Linked DNA regions of Homo sapiens: region 2 is linked to region 1. Evidence: chromatin loops called from intact Hi-C (ENCODE). Cell type or tissue: PC-3. All regions are shown on one strand.

Region 1 (8,000 bases):
CATATAATTACTAAGATTTTTTTCTCATTCTTACTTCTGAGAATACACTGAATTAAAACCAGATATTCATGTTGGGAGACAACCAAGGATTCCTTCTTCTTATGTCTTTGCTTCTTGGTCTGATCTGGGGCTCTACCACACATGTGCCCAGGAAAACCACAGTCCATGACTACCCAGCTTTCTTGGAATGAAATGCACAGTCTGGAGTTTCCAGGAAGAAAGTACATCTAATCACTGGATAATGTGGTCACAGGGGGAAAAGTGTCACCAAAGAGCTCCCCATCTCCCAAAGCCAGCCACCTTATCCCATCTTTCCCCATATCATGAATCACTACTGTGCTTATGAAGATAAGTCGGAGAATATGAACATTTTATCTTCCACAGAAACACAAAATGGACATACTTTTCCATTATGCTTGACTCTGTAATGAAAGTCTAGGAAGTGAATGTAACATGAAATCATTCCTTCCGCCTTAGCAGACAGATGGAGAGAGACATTCCAGTTTGTTTCCAGCCTTTTGTCTTTGGAGCATTTTTGGCATTTCCTTCAGGAAACTGGAGGTTGTGACCTAAGGTTTCCTTAGTGAACACATTTCTGTTTCCCACAGTTAACCTTACCCAGAAATGACATCTACTCTATTAGGTGAGGTTTATCTTCATGTCCCAACTGTGTCCTGTGCATATACAATGACACTTGAAAGCACAAATTCTGAAAGTAGCGAAAAGATTAGAGAGCCCAACATGCCAAAACACTTTAATCCCCCAAAAGATGACAATAATCAAAAACAAGAATTAACTATTACAATAAGTCTGTGATGCTTGCAAAGTGCCTTCATTTTGTAGTTGGAAAAATTAATGACTGAGAATATTAATGCTTTCAGATACTATGAATTGAAGGTTTTCAGATAAAAGTGTTATGCTACTCAGCCCACATTTTACAGCTAGCTGCTTCACTGATACTGTATACTTCTATGTGGTTCAGAAGATAGGCTGGGAGAAGCCAAGACAGTGTCCTGAAAAAAAAAAAAAAAAAACACATGATTTAATACCCATATCCATATCCCCACTTCCCCAACATGTTGGTGAAAGGCCAAGAATGTATGCTTTTTTGATGGGTTTTGAATGATGATTGAGTCTCATCATTTAAACTAGATTTACAACCACATTTTTGTGTATAATTTCTTTAAAAGCCCATATTTGATGACAGAATTATTGCATTTAATTTATTTGGCTTAAATGCAGTTTAAAACTCAAACAATTCTACTTACTAGCCAATGTGGTATTCAGAAGGTTGGTGGTTTTTATCTCATTCTTTACTACTCTTCAGTGTTAACTTATTGAAGTTTCTCTTCCTGAAAAAGATAGAGTGGTTTCTAAACAAACCACACTTTTTTCACACCCTAGTTAAGGTAAAAATCCTTTAAAGAATAATAGAAATTTGTCCTTCACTTTGATTCCAAAGAGCTACACAATCCAGTAGATGACTCAATAATTATTTTTAAGAATGCTCTTCACAAAGGGATCTTTAAAAAAATCAGTTTATTAATGTTTAAAAGTTGATAAAGCTATGTGCAAAATGATCCACAAAAGTCAGAAACCTATTAAATACTATTCTTTTTAAAAAAACAAGACATCTCTCGGTTTAATTGCACTGAAAACCATACTAAAGAGACAGTAATATATTTTTATTCTTTGTAATATTTATACATATCTTCAATTACTATCTAATGAATAGCTGGACTGAAAAGTTTCTGGCGTTCCCTACCAGTTAAAGTAATGCTTTTAAGGGCACAAGAGGGTGGTATTTTCTTAAGAAATACACATTCAATGGTGTTAACACGGGTTAGAAAAATCCAATAAAATGACTTCTGCTGAAACAAATACATTCAAAAATCAAGAAAAGTACTTTTAACACAACAAAATACAACCATGTTGTTGCTTGAAATGAATCACACAACATTCTGAAATAAACATCAACAAAAGTGCCAAAGACAGATGTCATATTTGTTAGACTCATTTGCTAAGAAATCTCCCTTGGTTTGCAAAAGTTAATCCATTCGGTTTTCACTTTGTTTTGCTTGTCTGTTTCTCCTAGGACACCAAGGATCCTGGCTAATATCATTTAGATAAAGTGGGCTTCCTTATGCAGATTTCGGCTTCAATGGATATGAAATGGTAACACATTTCATTGAAAAGATGTTTTTTAAAGAAATCAAAGTGACTTCAACCAAATTCCAAAAAACGGATCCCGCTTACATGGAAACTTTGGCCTCAGCGAAGGACATTGTTTTACACCTCCAAACCATCTTCATCTTCCCACAGCCTACGTACTCAACATAGCCTATTTGCTATAGATGATCGATCATTCCACAACCCCAGCTCTGATAACTCTCAGGTAGTTAAAGTATAAAGTAAAAGAACGTTGAGGAGGGGTATGAAGGGAAGGGAGGGTGGGGTGTGGGATGTACAGGGCATCCCTAAAGAAGCAGAAGTGCACACACTCACTTGGGTTTGAAACTAAAGTGAAGGAAAACATCTCCTCAAAGCTCCAGACAAAGAGACGCTTTCACATGGGGACATTAGTCTTTGAGGAGGGGCCAAATGAACCCTTTAGGAGCTTGACAATGCTAGACCTTTGGCTCAGTGCAAAATCAAAGCTCCAGGGGGGTAGAAAATATATTCCAGGCCGGGACCTGATCTCCACCCTTCCCAGTGCATTGTTCACAGGAACTAACTCTACCCACCAACACCCGACACCACCAGGCTGTTCGTATTCTCCCCCTTCCTCCCTCTGGCTTGCAGCAGCTCCTCCCTGGCAGCAGTCGAAGCCCAGAGATTTTTTTCCAAACACTGGGGTGGCCAGCGACCAAGTAAAGAGCGCTTCCGGTGGGTGGACAGCTTCCAGTTCTAGGAAGAAGAGTTGACGTTTCCAGAAGACATAATGGTCTCTGGGTTGTCCCCTTCGTCTTTCTGGGGGTGGGAGGAATTGTCCGATTTGCTGCGGCTGAATTCCATGCCGGCGATGATGGGTCGCTTGAATTTGCCAGCAGAGTCTCCGCTCGGGCACTTGCAGCAGGACATGATCCGGATGAAGGCCCGACGCATCTCCTTGTTGGTCAGAGTGTAAATGATGGGGTTGGTGCCGGAGTTGAGCACAGCTAACACCAGGAAGTACTCCGCTCTGAAGAGGATGTCACAGGTCTTCACCTTGCAGCCCACATCCAGCAGGAGCAGGATGAAGAGCGGTGCCCAGCAGGCGATGAAGACGCTCAGGACGATAATTACGGTCTTGAGCAGCGCCAGCGACTTCTCAGAGCTGCGGCTGGCCTTGGAAATGTTCTTGCGGAACGTCAGGCGGCGGCTCCGAGTCCTGACCAAGGAGTAGATTCTGCAGTACAGAATGACGATGGAGAGCAGAAGCAGAGTGAAGACCGTGGTGCAGAAGAGGATATAGTGCTTGTGGTAGAGCGGCAGCACGGTGGAGCAGCTGGACAGCGCACTGATGCAGTTCCAGCCCATGATAGGCAGGCCACCCAGGATGAGGGAGATGACCCAGCAGGCGCTGATTAGCAGGAAGAGGCGGAAGTTATTGCTCCCGTTGTGGAGTTTCATTTTCAGCATTGTGATATAGCGCTCAATGGCGATGGCGAGGAGACTGAACACGGAGGCTGACAGGGCCACAAACATACTCCCTTCCCGCAGAAACCACTGGGCGGGAGTGAGCTTGTAGGTGGTGGCCCCAGACAAGAGCAGGTTAGCTGTGTAGGCTACTCCTGCCAACAGGTCTGAGAGGGCCAGATTGCCAATAAAATAGTACATGGGTCGGTGGAATTTCTTGGTTTTCCAAATGGTCAGCAAGACAAAGATGTTCTCCAGGATGATAAAGCAGCAGATGAGAATGAACACCACCGAGGTCAGTTTAATGCTGTTCTCCTTGTCCGCGCTGATATTCAGCTTTCCCGTGTAGTTGTAATGCCGGACGATGATATCATAGTTGACGTAGTCAGAGACCGAGCTGCGGTGGGCCTTGACCAGCGGGACGCTGGTGGGCCCCATGGTGCCAACCCTGTGTCCCCAGGAAGCCGGGGTGGCGCTACTCCAGACGAACGCTAGAGGGCGAGGCGAGAGAGCCTTCACTGGCTTCAGGGGTGGTTCGATGAGTGATCCAGGCTTTTTGTGTAGCTTTTCCTTGGCTGGAGAGGGCCTCGGAAACCGCAGCCTTAAACAAGTCAGAGGAGAGAGTCAGGGAAAGAGCCACAGCATACTGGCATAATTCATTCTAGCTAAGGCACTGCTCCAATTGTGTTGTTGTTGATTTGTTTTAAAGAAACTTGGGGAGAGCTCAGGGAGAGAGATTTTTTTTAAAAATCAAATTATCTTTTTTCTTCCTTTTTTTTCTTTTTTCAAAAAAGGAAGAGGGGGAAGAAAAAGAGAGGGAGAAACTCTATGGCCACATTCACTCAAAGGGAAATGGGAATTACGATGTTGGCTGTGGGTTGACAAAAAAAAAAAGATGATGAAAAGGAAAACAAGGAGTGGGAGGAATGGGAAACCTAGAGAACTACACCCCATTTTAACTCCACTCCTGCCCTCTCACCACCCCACACCCCCTCACCCCCGGATTTCCAGCCATGAGATTCTCTGAAGCAGTCACCAGCTTAGCTGCACGCTCAATACCAGCCCACGTCTCTCCTCGGAAAAGACTCAACTGCCAGTCTGAGGGCGAAGACACACACCTCTGTCCCCCATGCCCACCCCCAGCCCCCCAGTTCAAAGATACTAGCACCACCTCCTAATTGCCATGTGCCATGCAAGAAATCAGATTTGCAGGAAAATCATTTGAAAGCGTAAGCCATTTGGGGGCTCTATTAATAACTCTCTAGGAGCAGGTGTGCTTAGGGTCCGAGGGCGCAGTGAGGTGTGGGCAGCCAGGCCCGCCCCGCCTTGCTGTAAACAGGAAAGCTTAGCGCCTCCGTGAAGCGACTGCCTTTTCTTTCTTCTTCTTATTCTCCCCGCCTCCCCCCGCGCCCCCCCACCCCACCCCCCACCCCAAGCCAGGGCAAGTAAATTTAAAGGTATTCAGTTAAAACCATTCATAACAGATTGCAGCAAATCCCAGAAGTTTCGTACATTAGTTGATTGCATAAATATTTTTTGCTTTGTTTAGTTTAGCCAAAACATACACAAAAGAGAGAAATCAAACTACTCATGACAGCCATAATACATGCTACCACATTTCTAATTTCGATTGCAAAACTACTCTTCAGAAACTCACATTAAACTGCTCCCTGGTGCATTGCTAAATTTGCGTGGGCAGTTTTATTTACTGCAGTCCCCCAACACGTTGACTCCTCTCCTAGGACTAGAAAGTTACAAAGAAACTTTCTAAGACGGCACTGGTCAGCAGAAGTCTACTTCTAAGTTGCTTAAATATTTCAAGGTAATGCAGCAATGCAATAAAATGAGGTAATAGAGATGAGAACAATCCCAGCAACTCCGCGAACAGCAGAGGCTGCTCAAGCCAAGAAGCTCCGCATTTTCCCCCAACTAATTTTATACCCTGCTCCTGGGCAGTACTAATTTAAGCCATTACCCACGCTCCACACCACCCACCATATTCTTTGTCTATAGGATTTCCAAAATTTAACGCCTTCCCTCCTATTCCTCCGACCAACTGCAATTTTCACTGCCCCTACACCCGTAGGTTCCACAGTTGGGAATTAACCTTTTTTCTGAACTCCATAAATCACAAGTGCCCAAGAACAATCTGATCGAGATGGGCTCCTTAGTAGCCCAGAGATGCAAATTTTCAGCGCCCGGAGATGCATGTTTTCTAAGTTTTTGTTTGCCTCGTTCGACTTAAAAATTCGTTTCTGACACCTAAGCCCTACCACAACCGGGCTCCCCGCGCCCGCGACCCCCGCCATTCGCCGCCCCCTACCTCGCTCAAGCAGGGCGAAGTTGCGTTCGGAGAGCCCGGGATCTGTACGGCTCGCTTCGCATCTTGCTGCTGCCCCCGACTGACTGCGTAGTGCTCTCGCAAACTTACTCGAGTCGGGGTCCCCTCCCTCCGCAGCGGAGCACTCCAATGGCCAGTCCCGCTCGCCGCGGCCAGTTCCCTGCCTGCTACGCGAAGTCACCCAGCGCCGCGCCAAGGCTGGGTGGTTTCTTCAGGAAGAGGCTGGGAGGGGTTAATGCCTTAACCCCCCACGCCCTCTGTCAGCTGGGGGCCCCCGGATCTGAACTGCTGAGACGCACTGTCCAGGAAAGATCTGGGGCAGAAGCAAAAAAAAAAAAAAAAAAAAAAAAAAGAACCCCTCCTCCCCAAACAACAAATGAAAGAAAAAAAGAGAGAGAGAGAAGGGGCGGAGCCCGGTAACCCCTGGATTCTACTGTATAAATCACTGCCCTCGCCCAGATAGACGCTGATCCCTGGCTGTGGAGAGGATTCTCCCGAGCCCCTGAAAAAAAAAAAAGGTGGAGAGACTTTGAAAACTTTTCTCTCGAAAAGTCTGAGGAGGCAGAGGACGGCCCGGAGTCTCGTAGCGCACCGCCCTGGTCCCACACCCCCCGCAGCCCTAGGAGGATCGGTGTGCTGAGCTTGTGGCCAGGAGCTCCCCGAGCCACTTTCGCGCGAGCAGCAGAAAACCTGAGCCGCGGCCCGGCGAGTGTCGGCGGCGCTCTGGGGAGGAGAGGCTGGGAAGGGGCTGCGAGAGGTACGGAGGAGACAAGCAGCCCGGGAGGGAGAATGAACCGGGAGGTTCCTGTACTCCCCCCGCCACCCCAGATCCTCGTGCTACTCGCAACTGCGGTCTGAGGGGCAGTGGCTTTCCCAGAGTGCACAGAGAAATGAACCAGCGCCGGTTTTGGTGTTGGGCGAGGGGTTTCCCTCAGCTGAGCACAAAGTCAGGCTGTGTGTCCCAGATTCTGGCCAATGGAGAGGTCGTTGAGGGGGTGGGCTGCTGCTGAGTCCTGAGAGATTCAAAACGCCTGGGCAGCTCAGGAATTTCCAAAGGGGGAGATTCTCGGCCAGGAGCTGCGGAGCAACTGCAGCTGCCCAGCAGGAGCCGGCACCCTTCTCTCACATTCTGCTTGGGAGTCGACTCAGAGGCCTCAAATCTCATTACTAGCACTTTGCCCACCCTTTTCTTTTGCTTAGATGCTACTTAAGAACGTGAGGCTGAGAGGCGGACTTGGTCAGATCTGCCTGCGTGACAAGCTCAGGACAGGACGCTTCTGCCCTTGCATTACTGTTGTAAAAGTTTCCACCCAGTCCCTGGTCGCACTGCGTTCCCATCCCGGCAGATGTGAACTCAAAAACTTCCTCCGCTGTGCAGTTTCAATTGGCAGACACACCCTGTACCTGAATGACTCAGAAGGAGGCAGAATGAACAAACAACAGACCCCTGACTTCTGGGATTTTGTGAGTTTGCCAAAAAAAAAAAAAAAAGAAGTGACAGTTAATTCACAGCTGTTTTAAAGCATTCATCGACAGCGACGCACCCAATACATACCCACAGCTTCAACAACAGTACAGTGCATATAATGTGGAAACCAAGATAACGGTCCTCTAAGACTCCAGAGTAGATCCTAATTGGATTTGAAGACTTATTTCACTTAAAGGGGAAGAGGTATATTGTGTCTACCCAGCACAACAAAACGGGGGACTTGGCATTCCCCCCCTTCTCCCGCCTCCACCCACACTAATTTATGCATTCTTTAAAGCCAAAGGAATCAAAGTGAAATTTCACACCTAGTCTGTATCAAGCATGTGCTAGGTTAATTTAACCTTACTGCTCTGTGAAGTAAGTAAGCATTGCTGGCCATTTTATTGTTGAGAGAAGTGTCATTCAGACAACTAAGGTGACTTGTAGATTTCCCAGCTAGTGAGTGGCAGAGCTGGGTTCCAAAACCTAAATATTGCAAATGCCTTGCCTTGTGGCTCAAACGCTATCAGTCAATAAATAGTTAAGGAATTGAAATATATGTTCCTAGAGGGA
Region 2 (8,000 bases), 190 kb after region 1:
GGAGTTTGTGACCAGCCTGGGCAATATAGTGAGATCTCATCTCTACAAAAAAATTTTCATAAAAAGATTAGCCAGGTGTGGTGGCTTGTACCTGTAGTCCCAGGTACCCAGGAGGCTGAGATGAGAGGATTGCTTGAACCTGGGTCGAGGCTGTAGTGAGCCAGGATTGTACCACTACACTCCAGCCTGGGTGACAGAGTGAGACCCTGTCTTGGGAAAAAAAAAGGGGGGTATCATCCTGGAAATTTCCCTAGAGCACCTTTCCAATCAAGCCTCACCCCTGTAGGCAACCACTTACTCCATCAGCATAGGTTAGTTTTGCCTTTCACATTATAAAATTTCACATAAACAGGATCAAACAGTATTTATTCCCTTGCATCTGGCTTCTTTTGATCAATATAATCTTTCTGATATTCAGTCATCTTTCAGATTGTATCAGTTGATCATTTTTAAATCGCTTATAGTATTCTGTCACATGATTGTATCGCACATATATTTTTAATCCATTCTCCTTCTGATTGGTATTTCCATTGCTTTCAGTTTGAGGCTATTACGAATAAAACTGCTACAAACGCTCTTGTGCAAGTCTTTTTGTGAGCACATGTATTCACTTCTCTGAATAAATACTAGGAGTCAAATGAGTTAGGCCACAGAGTATACGACAATTAACTGCTAAACAGGTTTCCAAAGTCCTTTCACCATTTTACACTATGCCAGTTATGTATGAGAATTAATTTTAGCCTTGTTATATTAATTTGCATTTTTCTAATAACTAATGATGCTGCACACCTTCTTCCTGTGATTACATACATGAATATATCTTCTCTGGTGAAGTGTCATTCAAGTCATTTTAAAAACCGGGTTGTCGTATTTTTAAGCAGTCGAATTTATTTATTTGGATGTAAGTCCTTTGTCAGATACACATATTTTGAATATTTTATCTCAATCTCTGGCTTGACTTTTTTCTTGCAATATATTTTGGTAAGCATCTTTTAATTTTAATGAAGCCCTATTTATCAATTTTTTTCTTTTAGGGTTAGTGCTTTTTGCCCTCTGTAATAAATTGTTTTTAAATTTGTTCTTTAGCTTAAAAAAGTAATAGTTAATGAATAAGAATGTATTTCTACTAAAATAAAAATTCAGTAAGATATTTTGTGAATAAATTTTAGATCAAACATGTATTATACCTTAAAGTTTGCACTATTTCATTGTTTTAAAGTTTTAAACACAAAGATTCAAAGTGGTCACAAAGAATAGCAGAATTAAAGTAATTTAATTTCTATTTCTTTGCCTTTACAATAACTGTGCTATTGTTTATTTTGAATCTATTACTTAAACAAAGGATTATGTAGAATTATCACATGGGTTAGAGAGTCGAACTAAATCTGAAGAAAACTCAAACTATTTCTAACCATTATAAATCCTAAACCAGAGTTTGGTGAACTTTTTCTGTAAAAGGCCAGATAGCAAATATTTTAGGCTTTGCAAGCATTATGGTCTCTGTACAACTACTCAGCTCAGTTGCTATGGTGTGAAAGCAGCCACAGACAACACATAACTGAATGAGCATGACTGTGTTCTAACAAAACTCCATTTATGGACACTGATATTTGAATTTCATAACAATTTTTACATCACTAAGTACTGTCGTTTTTATTTTTTTAAATCATTAAAAAATATAAAAGGCCGCGCTTGGTGGCTAACGCCTGTAATCCCAGCACTTTGGGAGGCCGAGGCGGGCAGATCACGAGGTCAGGAGATCAAGACCATCCTGGCTAACACGGTGAAACCGTCTCTAATAAAAATACAAAAAACTTAGCCGGGCGTGGTGGCAGGCGCCTGTCGTACCAGCTACTGGGGAGGCTGAGGCAGAAGAATGGCGTGAACCCGGGAGGCGGAGCTTGCAGTGAGTGGAGATCGCGCCACTGCACTCCAGATATATATACCATTCTTAGCTCATGGGTTGTACAAAAACAGGCAGTAGGCAGATCTGGCCCAGGGGTTATAGTTTGCTGTCCCATGGCCTAGAGAAAGTTGTTTCTGTCAGTGTTTCTTGTTGTCCCCTTTTGTGAGACAGGTTTATTTCTAGTTCACCCCAAACGTGCTGGTAAAGCCATTTGGGTACAGATCTCTTTACAACAGAGGTATCATTAGATTCTTCGGTAGGCTTTAGACTTTGTCACCTCCCTCAATGTGCAAATTGAGCTCAGGGTAAAGAAAGAGGATTTTGCACAAATCCCTGGAAAAGGCAGCTTGAGTCCTACCTTATCTCTCTGGGTTTCTGTATTCATTTTGCTTTTGACCTGTGAATTTCTTAAATTTCTTCTCAGCTCAGTTACATATTTCTTCCAGCATCTGTGGCCATTTTCAGTAGCAGAATTATACAGGGTATTTTGCCATCCTGCTAGAAACAGTGACCCTCCAATCACAAGTGATTTTTACTCACATTACTTAAATCACTGTGTTTGTCCACCCTCTTTTCTTACCTTACATAATTTTTCAAAGTTTTGGAGGTTAATGTCTTAGAGAGACTTTTCAATTCCTTCCCAGGAATTATACTTTACACTCGGGCTTTCTTAATAAGAAAGTGTCACTATTGGTACAATGAGTTTAACTGGGCTACTTAGGATACCTATAATGCAAGCAGAAACTTTAATCAAGATTTAATTAGTTTAATTGTAAATGAAACCTAGACATACTTGTCTATTATAAATAATAGATTTTAAATTTATTAAATCAGTAATATCAAATAATAGGAAATAACACTTAATGGATAAAGATTACTCTATTGAATCTGTTTGATGTAGGCAGAATTTCACAGACCATCAGCTTTATAAGGATCATTCAGTTTTATTTTCTTAACTGTCCACACTAACACAATTTCTGAAACATTCACCAAATAAAATATGTGTAATCTACTTTAGAGATAGTTGCAAATTCTGATAAATTCTTCCTGTATGAATAACCTCTAGCAGACTTTTCCAAATGGAAATTAATGCTGTCAACTCAATTTTATAGTGCCATTCAGACTTCTAATCTGTACATGAATTCCAAATTCTTTGGACTTTTCTTAATGATCATATGATTAAAACAGATAAATGAACAAGAATTCTGGACTACCAATATAATTTAGGTTTTGCAATTTTAGTTTTGATGGTCAGATATGTTTTTTATTTTAGGTGATCAAGGCTGTTATTGTAAAGAAGGTACTGTAATCCCAGCACTTTGGGAGGCTGAGGTGGGCGGATCACTTGAGGTCAAGAGTTTGAGACAAGCCTGGCCAACATGGTGAAACTCCGTCTCTACTAAAAGTACAAAAATACAGGCATATTCCTGTAATCCCAGCTCCTCAGGAGGCTGAGGCAGGAGAATCGCTTCAACCCAGAAGGCAGAGGTTGCAGTGAGCAGAGATTGTGCCACTTCACTCTAGCCTGGGTGGCAGAGCTAGACTCCATCTCAAAAAAACAAAACAAAACAAAAAAAAGCATGTAGCTGGCCTTTGTCCCTGGTCCCCAGGAGAGAGACTGTAAGTTCTTGAAATTTCTCCATGATCAGAGTGTCTTCATTATTTATGGTGGGCTAATGATAGTTTAACCTAATGTGATGACTCAAGATGGGGGCTGGACATTCCAGAAAGGGCAACCATGTAATTAGAAGGTTGGTACTTTCAGCCATGTGATACCAGCCTGACCTGCAGGGAGGGAAGAAGTATGGAGGTTGAGTTCCACTGCATGGTTATGAGTCAGTCAATCATACTTACATAATAAAACCCCAATAAAAACTCCAAACACCAAGGTTCAGGTAAGCTCCCCTGGTTAGCAATTGTCACACAACAATCTACCAGAAGATGATGAATTTTAACTCCATGGAGAGAGGACATGGAACCCTCATATTTGGGCCATCCCAGACCTCATAAGTGTTTCTTCTTTTGGCTGGTTCTGATATGTACTCTTTTTGATATAATAAAAGTTTTATCATAATTATAGTGCTTTCCTGTATTCTGTAAGTCTAATAATTCTTGTTAATGATTGAAACTGAAGGGTTTGTAGCTATCCTCATGTATTTGTAAACAGCTGATCAGAAGTGAGAGTAGCCCTGGAAGCCCCCAAGCTTGTGGCTGGTGTCTGAAATGAGGGCAGTCTTGTGGAGAACTATGCCCTTCACCTGTGAAGTTTAGCTTACCTCTGGGTAATTCAGGTCAGAATTGTATTGCAAAGGCTTTATCATATTATTATCACTTGTAGTTACATTTACCCTGAGGTACTTTCTCATATCTCTAAGTTCATATAGGAGTTGGGGCCATTTTAAAAGGGTGAACCTATTTTGCATTATACAATGAAAAAGAAACCACTGTAATTGCAGGTACTATTGATTATTTTTGAAGTAAATTAAATACAGACATTATTCATCGAACAAACTTTTATTAAATATGTTCCACAGTTACATTCTACTTGTCAGGATACAAAGATAAAGCACATAATTCCTGCTGTCAGAAAGCTTATAGTTTAGGAAACACTCAGAGAAACCATTATAGTTGAATTAGTCAGTGCTATAAAAGAAATACGAAATAGGATGAATAGCAATGTCAGATGAGTGGATGGGGAAGAAAAGCAGAGGCTTGGAAGTAGTGACATCAGGCTTCAAGAATGAGAACTGCACAGGAGGAAAAGGTCAGAGGGGGGAAAGTGGGTAGCATGGAAGGTAGACAGTAGAGTGTTCCCTGAGACCTGATATAAAGTTGACTAGCACACAGGAGAGGCAAAAGTTGTGGTTTCACAGAAACACTGGGGCCAGATCATAAATTGACTTAAATACACTGTGTACATATACTTAAATACATTTTATCTTGAATGTAATGGGAAGCACTGAAATGTTTCAAGCAGAGGAATAAAATAAAGATGTGTTTCAGAAAAAGAAATCATTTTGGGAGCAGTGATGAAGATGAAGATTAAATGTCAGATGAGACCGGAATCAGTCTTAGGAAGTGATGAAGCAATTCTGGAGGAAAGAAATAAGGTCTTGGAATTACAATAGGAAGAGGAAAAGGGAAATCAGAAAGAAAAGCATATACAGTGGGGAAAGGGGAGTTGAGTTTTGCACACACAGTATTGAGGTGCTGTGGAAAATGCAGTTGAATATATGGGATGGCAGCTCAGGAAAGAAATCCCAAGTAAAAAAACATATGAAACTCATAACTTTAGCTGGGCATTACGTGGCTCACGCCTGTAATCCCAGCATATTGAGAGACTGAGGCAGGGAAATCACTTGAGGCCAGGAGTTTGAGACCAGCCTGGGTAACATAGTGAGAACCCATCTCTGCCAAAAAAATAAAAGGTAGCCTAGTATGGTGGCATGAACCTGCAGTCCCAGCTACTGGGGAGGCAGGAGAATCACTTTGGCTCATGAGTTTGAGGCTGCAGTGAGCTGATCATACTACTGCATTCTGGCCCAGGTAACAAAGTGAGACTCTGTCTCAGAAAAAAAGGAAGGAAGGAAGGAAGGGAGGGAGGGAAGAAGGGAGGAAGGGAGGGAGGGAGGAAGGGAGGGAGGGAAAGGAATGAAAGAAGGAAGGAGAAAGAGAGAGAGAGAGAGGGAGGGAGGGAGGGAAAGAAAGAAAGAGAACGGAAGGAAGAAAGGGAGGGAGGGAGGAAGGAAGGAAGGAGAGAAAGAAAGAGGGAGAGAAAGAGAGACAAAGAAAAAAGTAATAATTTTAGAAGTGATTTTGGAGCCATGGGAGTAAATAAGATCACCAAGTAGAAATTTTGTAGAGTGAGGGAAGAATAAGATCTAGAATGGAATGCTGAGAATACCAGTAGTTGAGGAGTAGACTAACTTAGAACAGATAGAAAGAAATTCAAGAGAAAATGGTGTCAGACAAACCATGGAAGGATTGGTCAGCAGAATCAAAACATGCAGAGATCCAGTAGCAGACTGTCACTATTTTAATAATATGTAGATCATTAGAGTTCATGGCAAAAACAGTTTCACTGTAGTAGGGGTAGAAGTCAGATAAAATGAATTAAGAAAACAGCAGAGATGATGAAGAATTTGAGATGATCTCTGAACATTTCTTCAAAACACTTGTGATGAAAAGGAAAAGTATTGAGAAATAGTTAGAAATGGGCAATGATTAGAGGGCAGTTGTTTTGATTATTTTTAAGATGGGAGTATTCTAATATGCTGAAGGGTAAAAGTCAGTGGGGAAGGAGTAGCTGAAATTATGGAAGAGGATAACAGGTCTCTGTGAAAGTGGGAGAAGAAATTCAGAAAAGGGGTAGAGGGATCTGTGTTTGGCAAGATGAGGAATACTGTATTCTGAGTGAAAATAAAACAAAACAATGGTGGGAAGGGTGTTAGAAAGAGAACACTTAAATTAAAACTGGAAGATGAAATTCACTGACAACGGAAATACTATTGAGCCTGCTAATCTTTGAAAATGATACAAACCAAGTAACAATTTATATACATTCTCTACAGAGGAATATCATGCATAAATAAACCAAAGAGTAAGAAAGAGTTCCATGCTGTGTTTCCTTTTAACTATTGAAATGAATATGCAGGTTACGAAAAGTTTCATAAAAAGTCCATGAAAATGGAATAAATTCATCCTGTAACTAAAATTTTACAATACAACTGATATGGTTTGGCTCTCTGTCCCTACCCAAATCTCATGTTGAATTGTGATCCCCAGTATTGGAGGTGGGGCCTGGTAGGAGATAATTGGATCATGGGGGTGGTTTCTAATGCTTTAGCACCATTCCTCTAGTGCTGTCTTGTGATAGAGTTCTCACAAGATCTGGTGTTTTTTAAAAGTGTATAGCACATCCCCCTTCTACCCCCTCTCTCCTGCTCTGGCCATGTGAAGAATGTGACGGCTTCCCCTTTGCCTTATGCCATGACTGTGTGCTTCCTGAGGCCTCCCCAGAAGCAGAAGCCTGTACAGTCTGCAGAACTGTGAGCTGATTAAAACTCTTCTCTTAATAAATTATGCAGGTTCTGGTATGTCTTCATAGCAATGTGAGAATGGGCTAATACAGAGAATTAGTACCAGGAGTGGGGCACTGCTATAAAGATAGCTGAAAATGTGGAAGTAACTTTGAAGCTGTGTAACAGGCAGAGGCTGGAACAGTTTGGAGGGCTCAGAAGAAGATAGGAAGATGAGGGAAAGTTTGGAACTTCCTAGAGACTTGTTGAATGGTTCTGACCAAGATGCTTATAGTGATATGGACAGTGAAGTCCAGGCTGAGGTAGTCTCAGACAGAGATGAGGAACTTATTGAGGACTGGAGTAAAGGTCACTCTTGATATGCTTTAGCAAAGAGACTGGTGGTATTGTGCCCCTGCTCTAGGGATCTGTGGAACTTTGAACTTGAGAGAGATGATTTGGGTATCTTGTGGAAGAAATTCCTAAGCAGCAAAGCATTCAAGGTGTGGCCTGGCTTCTTCTAAAAGCTTATGCTCATTTGCATAAACAAAGAAATGACCTGAAACTGGAACTTATATTTAAAAGGGAAGCAGAGCATAAAAGTTCAGAAAATTTGCAGCCTGGCCATGTGGTAGAAAAAAAAATTCATTTTCTGGGGAGGAATTCAAGCCAGCTGCAGAAATTTGCATAAGGTAAGCTGAATGTTAATAACCAAGACAATGGGGAAAATGCCTCCAAGCCATTTCAGAGACCTTCTCAGCAGCCTCTTCCATCACAGGCCTGGAGGCCTAGGAGGGAAAAATGGTTTCGTGGGCCAGGCCTAGGGACCCACTGATCTGTGCAGCCTCAGGACATGGCACCCTCTGTCTCAGTGGCTTCAGTTCCAGCTGTGGCTAAAAGGGCCCCAGATATGTCTAAGGCCACTGATCCAGAGAGTACAAGCCACAAGCCTTGGCGGCTTCCACATGGTGTTAAGCCAACAGGTGTGCAGAGGGCAAGAGTTGAGGCTTAGGAGCCTCCACCTAGATTTCAGAGGATGTACGTAAACATCCGAAAGTCCAGGTAGAAGTCGGCTG

The links. Peaks named below come from ENCODE experiments on the same cell type or tissue, not always from the same donor. Only the 100,000 strongest peaks of a DNase experiment are listed, where the experiment ranks them.
Region 2: it touches region 1 in a loop (11-fold over the local background); 12 of 110 quality-filtered maps call a loop at or near these places.

Annotation. Positions count from the first base shown.
Region 1 is chr1:101,235,041-101,243,040 of GRCh38, reverse strand. It overlaps S1PR1 (sphingosine-1-phosphate receptor 1), which reads right to left and starts at 6,022. Exons shown (of 2, transcript NM_001400.5): 1 at 5,942-6,022; 2 at 1,523-4,219. The coding sequence starts at 4,056. The coding sequence ends at 2,908. S1PR1-DT (S1PR1 divergent transcript) reads left to right here and starts at 6,513. Exons shown (of 2, transcript NR_104626.1): 1 at 6,513-6,716; 2 at 7,160-8,000. RefSeq lists enhancers at 4,160-4,209, 6,843-6,932. In PC-3, CTCF peaks have their summits at 3,892 and 4,095 (motif pointing right); DNase peaks (open chromatin) are centred at 4,170 and 7,320; H3K4me3 peaks cover 3,431 bases.
Region 2 is chr1:101,040,566-101,048,565 of GRCh38, reverse strand. All of the region lies in intron 1 of DPH5-DT (DPH5 divergent transcript), which reads right to left. Among named protein-coding and RNA genes, the nearest start is that of DPH5-DT, 19 kb to the right of the region's middle. In PC-3, a CTCF peak has its summit at 4,620; a DNase peak (open chromatin) is centred at 4,625.